2 separate regions of the Homo sapiens genome follow, and region 1 is linked to region 2. The links are chromatin contacts, found by Hi-C or POLR2A ChIA-PET in ENCODE. All regions are on one chromosome and are shown on one strand. Each heading gives the region's core, a stretch centred on a gene start or an enhancer-like site at or near the end of the contact. The rest is flanking DNA. Distances are from core to core; before and after follow the strand shown.

Region 1 (3,620 bases), core at 886-3,385, 1.8 Mb before region 2:
TACACACAACTCCACGTGCACGCAGACTTCCCAAAAGCACACAAAAGCATGATGCTCATCGCAGCTCTCTGGAGAAATCGGACTCAGGTGGACAAAACATCTGGGTTTTATGCCCTTCCTTTGCAAGACGCTGGGAACTGATTCTCTAAGGAGGGAAACTGAGATGAGAGAGAGGAAAAAAAACCAAAACAAAATTTTTAACCGCATACCTTTTGAGTTTTGAACCGCGGGAATGTAACGCCTACTTAGAAAATACGTAAGCCAAAATCCTTAAGATGAGCCTTGAAAAAACAAAGCAAAGCAAGCACGCACTCCTACTTTGACACACAAAAGTAATGTCTTTAAACCTAAACTTTTCCTTTCAAAGTGAAAAGAGGGGCCAGGCTGGTGGCTCACGCCCGTAATCCCAACACTCTGGGAGGCGGAGGTGGGCGGATAGCTTGAGCTCAGGAGTTGGAGACCAGCTTGGGCAATGTGGCGAAACCCGGTCTCTACTAAACAAAAATTAGCCGGGCATGGGGGCACACGCCTGTAATCCCAGCTACTCGGGAGGCTGAGGCAAGAGAATCACTTGAACCCCAGAAGTGGAGGCTGCAGTGAGCTGAGATCGCGCCATTGCACTCCAGCCTGGGTGACACAGCGAGACTGTCTCAACAAACAAACAGACACACACAGTGAAAATAGGGTCAACATGAAAAGATGATCTCTGTTCTCTCCTTGTTCTGTCTTGTAAAGGTGACAAGATTTGGGAGTTACGGGCCAGTTTTCAGGGCTCAAAAATAGACAACTTTAAAAACCATCTTAAAGATGGGTAAGAAATCAAGAGGCTGGGCACAGTGGCTGACATCTGTAATCCCAGCACTCTGGGAAGCTGAGGTGGGTGGATCACCCGAGGTCAGGAGTTCAAGACCAGCCTGACCAACACAGTGAAACCTCGTCTCTACTAAATACAAAAAATTAGCCGGACGTGGTGGCGCATGCTTGTAATCCCAGCTACTTGGGAGGCTGAGGCAGGAGAAATCACGTGAACTCGGGAGGTGGAGGTTGCAGTGAGCCAAGACTACGCCACTGCACTCCAGCCTGGGCAACAAGAGCAAAACTCTGTCTCCAAAAAAAGAAAAGAAAAAAAGAAAAAAAGAAAAAACTCAAAAGAAAACACGGGGCTGGGTGCGGTGGCTCACGCCTGTAATCCCAACACTTTGAGCGGCCAAGGCGGGCAGATCACGAGGTCAGGAGTCGGAGACCAGCCTGACCAACACAGTGAAACCCTGTCTCTACTAACATTACAAAAATTAGCTGGGCGTGGTGGCACGTGCTTGTAATCCCAGCAACTCGGGAGGCTAAGGCAGGAGAATCACTTGCACCCAGGAGGGGGAGGTTGTGGTGAGCCGAGATCGCGCCACTGCACTCCAGCCTGGCGACAGAGCAAGACTCCGCCTCAAAAAAAAAACAAAAAAAAAAACACGGTGGTTATGCAAATTCTCTTGTTTAGGGAGCTGACCTCGCAGGGCTTTCCCGGCCCAGAAGCTGCAGTGGCTGCACCGTGGTCTAATTCTTTCTCTGCCTTCGTTTTTTCCGCGACACCAAGCCCAGTGAGCGGGAATCCCAGTGAGCGGGAATCTCAGTGAGCGGGAATCCCAGCCCGCCCCAACCCCAGAGCCTAGCTTGGGGCCTGGCACAGAGCACTGTTACGATCAGTACAGAAAAGAAATAATAATTTTCAACGACTTTAAAATTACACAATGGGCTGTGACCACAGCTATGAACTTTGTTGACTATTTCAAAATGTAAGTAACTAGCAAATTAATAGGGCAGGAAAAGAATTCTTTTTTCAAGCCACAAATGTACTTGGATTAAATGACCTGAACCAAAGTTATCTATGAGCTCCAGATGTGGAGTTATCGGCCTAAGGGGGCCAGGAAGAAGGCATGCCCCCTTTGCTGGCACTGGTCATTATCGCCCCTCTTTAATGTATTTTAAAAATGAAATCTCGTTTGGAGTTCTGCAGAAGTCACAGAGCTCTGAGCACGATTTAAAAATAAATGTCACCTCTTGTCAACTGGAAATAAACAGAACAGAGAGCAATGATTCATCCCCTACCACTCCATCCTCATCACGCCGCTGTGTGTCAATAAACCCTGCCCTGGCTGTTTGAGCAGTATTTAATCATAAACGGATTTGAACACACTCTGCAGCATAAACAGAACCAAGTATCTCCTATCTGAGAGGGCAACAGATGAGCGAGGTAAGAGGATCGGAAACCCTTGAGGTGTAAAATGAGAAGCCTGATCGCTGGTACACTTAAAGACAAACATGACCAGTCTTTTCGAGACTGCAATAATACACCCAGAATTCAGAGAGCGGTGGTTTGATTCTAACAACTCTCCGTGTTCCTTCTCAAATAAGCGCGCGGGGCAGGACAAATGGGTTCAGCTGCCTCTGAGAAGTGTTTATGCCTTGATGGTAAATAATCAGACTGAAACTAACACGTCTCCTTTCCCTTCTCAATTATGATGACGTAAGGCGAAAGGCGTCTGAATGCGGAGCCTTCACTCCAAGGAACGGTCAATCCTCAGTTGGGGTTCTTCAAGACCACCGGCAATCAATACCAATTTACAGCCCTTTTTACATTCCCTTTAAAGCAGCCGCATTTATGGAGACAGGAACCAAGTGCCGGAGTAAATCGTTTCCAAGTCCATTACTGCACCGAGGCGGGAGATGCTCTTGGTGAAGTCTGACACGTCGAACGTCTCACCCCAGGGAGGCGACCATCGGGGAAGGGAAACGATGCTTGGATTTCATCTCAACCCTACTCCCCATCTTATGGTATAAAGGCAAATAAGCTGTCACAATTAGATGATGGATAAAAAGTGAGAGACTGATAAAAAAAAAAAAGCACAGATGATCCACCTCTGAATATCAAAGAATCTGAACTTCCAGCTTCGGACTTGGTGGGCTCTGTGACCTGCCGCGTCCTCCCTCCTGCTCGGCGGCACCTGCCCTCTGCCCCTCCCCCGGAGTCCCTGCCCCATCTCAACCTTGAGTCATAGTCCATCAAGTTCTGCCTCAGCTCCAGGCCCAGCTCACAGGTCCCCCGCCTTGACACCGGCCGGCCGCAATCTTTTCTCTCTGACCTTGCGTTGCTTCTCTACGGTCCGTGGCATCTGCCCTGGAGGCACTACGTTGCCGACTTGTGGCTGAGCCCAGCCTGGTGGGTGACACAGAGCTGGCCTCCTGACAAGACACGGCAGCACCACTGCCCACCCCTTATGGGTGATGCAGATACGAGAGGGTATGACGCCCTTAGTAATTATTCTCACTACCGCCCATCCACACAATGCCGAGGAGTGGCACTCTTGAGACCCACTCTGATCTCCCCATCCAACTGCTCTAGGAGCTTCTGCCAGTTCTCCAGTGGCCATGGGATGGGGCACACCTCTTCACACTCTTCACTTGCCAAGACGTCTGAGGGCCACTGAGAAAGTCACATCTTCCTTAACTCCAGATCTCTCCCTCCTCAACATCCAGGAATCACTCCAGGGAGAGCTGGCGGCTGGCTGGGACCCACCCCCGGACTGCCACACCCTCTCACAGGAAGCCCTTCCACTCTGGGCGTGTTT
Region 2 (3,689 bases), core at 843-3,342:
AAAAAAGGAAAAAAACACAGCCCTGGTTTTGCTTCACTCAAGTACATGGAATAAGAAACGCTTGCCTGCTGGCCAAGTGACCCTCCCACAGCGGTCAGGAAGCTTCTAGAACCCGGTTATGTTGGCTGAAAGCAGAAATGGCCAAGTCAACCTCAGTGTGATATTGAGGGGGCTCCTGGGGCTGGAAGCATGCACCCCAAACTTAGACCCCGGCAAAAGGAGTGGGGAAGATGCCGGTGCCATGAGGGCAGGAAGCTGAGTTTGTTGCTAGGGGCCTGGGAGTGTTCCCGGAGGACGGGAGCCCTGTGAGGGGCATCTGGCGGCTGACACTGATGAATGGCTGTGCCGGGCCAGCCTTACCTGGGCAGCCAAGGCCAAAGCTTGGGGGCAGGAGGAGTGGCAGTGACACGGCTGCAGCTGGATGGAATCCGGGGCCTGAACCCCAGCATCCCCTCCCTGACACCCTACAGCTACCCATAGCCGGGGAGGTGGGGAGGTGCCGGCCCTCGGCCCACAATGCTGATCACATCTGTCTGGTTCTGAGGAGGAAATCCAGGACCTAATGAGAACAAATGGCAGCCTGGATAACTCATCTGTGGTCACAGATGAGATTTCCCCACCCGCTGCACCCCTAATTCAGCAGAGGCCATCTATGGGTTTCCTTGTGTGGCATGAGCGACACCTGGTGGTCACAGATGGGAATTTCGAGTCATGTTCTTCAGGCTGCTTGGGACACCCCACCTGGACCCCATCCCACTCTGGGCAAAGGCAAGACCACCACTGAGCTCAGGGTGCACCTGAGACTTGGCCGCAGCAAGGAGATGTAGATACAAGGATCACGTCAGAAGACGTTTCATTCATTCATTCACGTTCCCAAGCATTTAGTGAGCGCATACCAGGTATCAGGAAGAGATGAACAAAATGGTTTTATGAAGTTTGCATCCTAATGAGGAAAGCAGATAACAAGCATGTAAATATCAGATAATTCCTTACTGTTAAGTGCTGTGAGAATTCACAAGGTTCAGAAATTGAGTCAAAAATCTTTCTCAGTACCCTCAATAAGCTTCATCTCAGGCCGGGCGCAGTGGCTCACGCCTGTAATCCCAACACTTCAGGAGGCCGAGGCGGGGTGATAACTTGAGGTCAGGAGTTTGAGACCAGCCTGGCCGACAGTGAAACCCCGTCTCTACCAAAAAATAGAAAAATTAGCCAAGCGTGGTGGCACATGCCTGTAGTCACAACTACTCGGGAGGCTGAGGTGGGAGAATCATTTGAACCTAGGAGGCAGAGGTTGTAGTGAGCTGAGATCTTGCCACTGCACTCCAGCCTGGGCAACAGAGAGAGACTCTATCAAAAAAAAAAAAAGTGTAAGCCTCATCTTAGCTGAATCCCTGGACACTTACCTTGCCACAGGTCCCAGGCCCCAACCTCAGGAACTTTATATGGACTCTTGCGAAAGTGAGGCAGTGGAGTGACTGGGCAACGGATGTGGAATCAGGAAGACCTTGGGTTCCAATCCTGACTCTGCCACCTCCTAATTTTGTGGCCTTGGGCACATTACCTACCTTGTCTCAGCCTGTTTCCTCAACAGAGAAAAATGGGAATTACAACAGGACCTTATTACAGGACCTACCTCCTAGTTACAAAACTTAATGCCATAACTTACGGTCAGAAAAGTGCTTGGAGCATCTCCAGACCCAGAGAACCACTTGCAGTAAATATTAGCTGCTATTGTTATTGATATTACTATTGTGCCGACACTCCAGACCTTCTCCTCCTCCTCCTCTTCCTCCTCTTCCCCTCCCAACCCCAGAAGCCAGGAGAAAGAGGAAGGACCGCAGCCAGTCCCCCCGACCTCTCCCCTCCTTCTCCAGGGCTCTCCGGCCAAGGCTAAGCCAGCCCTTCAGTGGGGGACAAGATGAGTGCGAAATTGCATGTGAGATGGCAGTTTCAGACTCAACCAGACTGGCCTTTCTATTGCCCAGAATTACCCAAGCTGAGGCTAAGGGACAGGAAGCAGAGATTGGAAAGGGCAGGGCTGACGGGAGTGAGTCACTGGTGGGGAGAAAATGAACCACTTCCTGTGTGTTCCCACAGAGGTCAGGGCCCTCAGCAAACAGCGACAGGCTACAGGCTCGTTCTCCGGGCCTGGAGGAGGCTCGGTGCCCAGCGTCTCCGGAGGACTGGCTCTTCCCTCCGCCTGGGGAGTTTGCGGGCCCCAGACACAATCCCCAGGGAGGGGCTCGGCTCTGGACAGCCTTGGCCTCTTTCCCCAGATTTCCCCAGCACTCACACTCTCGGGAGGCTCAGGGTCTGTACTGAGAAGGGCCCTTGCTCGGCGTGGTGCTCTGCTGTGGCTGTTTTGAAATTCGTAATACTTTTTGGACAAGAGGCCCCACATTTTCATTTTGCACAAATTGTGCAGCCGGTCCTGAATCATTGCTGGCTTTCCAAGGTCACAGCCAGCAAATGGAACTAACTCCAGGGCTCCTGGTCATCTGTGCCCCCACAGATACCTTCTGGGGGTCTCTGAGGTCAGGCGCCCTCACCCTCCTCCTTCCCTGGAACACGGGCGACCACTGCCCACTTTGCCGCTGCGGCACCCTGAGCGCCGTGGCCCGTGCAGACCACCAGAGGAAGGATCCCGGGAGCCAGGACAGGGCAAGGAGGTTACTTGTTGGGGCAGAAACATGGCTACTGGTCCCCTAGGGCAGAGAAGACTGCAGGAAGTGGGGAAACCTGCCAGACAGCCACCCTGGGAGAGGAGGAAGACCTGTCATCCAGTAGCAAAAAATGCAAGTTCCGTGGTGGTCTAGCGGTTACAGGGAGGGAAAAAAATGCAAACACTTAGCGAGCACTGCCAAGGCGACCGGCATGTTCTGAGTTCATTCTCTGCATTTACCCCTTTATCTCCACCGGGTCACTTCCGTTTTACAGAATAGAAAACCAAGGGCCGGGTGCGGTGGCGCACACTTATAATCCCAGCACTTTGGGAGGCCGAGGAGGGCGCATTGTGAGGTAAGGAGTTCGAGACCAGCCTGGCCAACATAGTGAAACCCCGTCTCTACTAAAAATACAAAAATTAGCCAGGCGTGATGGCACACAACTGTAATCCCAGCTACTCAGGAGGCTGAGGCAGGGGAATTGCTCAAACCCGGGAGGTGGAGGTTGTGGTGAGCCAAGATCCTGCCACTGCACTCCAGCCTGGGCAACAGAGAGAGACTCCGTCTCGGGAAAAAAAAAAAAAGAAAACAAGGCACAGGGAGGTAAGGAAGTTGTTCAAGAGCCTACAGAGCTAGTGCCTGGCAGAGCTGGGGTCTACGCCAGGATGCACTTTGCACCCTGCCTGTTCTCCATACGTTAACTCGAATCTGTCCAATAACCGTACAGCACTTATTAGTACTGACCGATCATCTGTGATGTCTTAAGGGTAATGGGTAGAATTGTACTTCCTGGGACCTTAGCTGGGAGAGGCATAACTAGTACTGTATTAGTTGGGGGTTCTCCAGAGAAACAAAACCAGTAGGAGATTTTTTTATATGTAATTAATAAATTATGTATACACACACACACACACACACACACACACACTCTCAGCCCCTCATAGCTGCTTGTTCTGCATCTATGGATTCAATCACCCAGGGATGGAAAATATTTCTTAAAATAACAATACAACAATAAAAAATAAA

The links. Hi-C counts contacts between places; a loop is a spot of excess contacts on that map. ChIA-PET counts read pairs that join two places held with the same protein, here RNA polymerase II (POLR2A). Pooled maps may share reads with other maps.
Region 1: a pooled map shows a loop between it and region 2 (3-fold over the local background). The contact joins two enhancer-like sites. A Hi-C loop is called at or near these places in 1 of 50 pooled maps. POLR2A ChIA-PET finds 5 or more read pairs at or near these places in 2 of 52 experiments (PC-9 and activated CD4-positive, alpha-beta T cell).

The regions. Positions count from the first base shown.
Region 1 is chr7:4,711,331-4,714,950 of GRCh38, reverse strand. The region is part of intron 1 of FOXK1 (forkhead box K1); the gene reads right to left. Among named protein-coding and RNA genes, the nearest start is that of FOXK1, 31 kb to the right of the region's middle. RefSeq lists an enhancer at 3,151-3,620. Within about 2 kb of position 2,135, at least 11 of the 41 ENCODE cell types and tissues checked have a DNase peak (open chromatin) inside an H3K27ac peak, as active enhancers do; they include PC-9, where a contact is called at or near this core.
Region 2 is chr7:2,862,199-2,865,887 of GRCh38, reverse strand. No RefSeq gene overlaps it. Among named protein-coding and RNA genes, the nearest start is that of GNA12, 20 kb to the right of the region's middle. RefSeq lists a silencer at 1,193-1,272 and enhancers at 2,050-2,179, 2,828-3,474. Within about 2 kb of position 2,092, at least 39 of the 41 ENCODE cell types and tissues checked have a DNase peak (open chromatin) inside an H3K27ac peak, as active enhancers do; they include PC-9, where a contact is called at or near this core.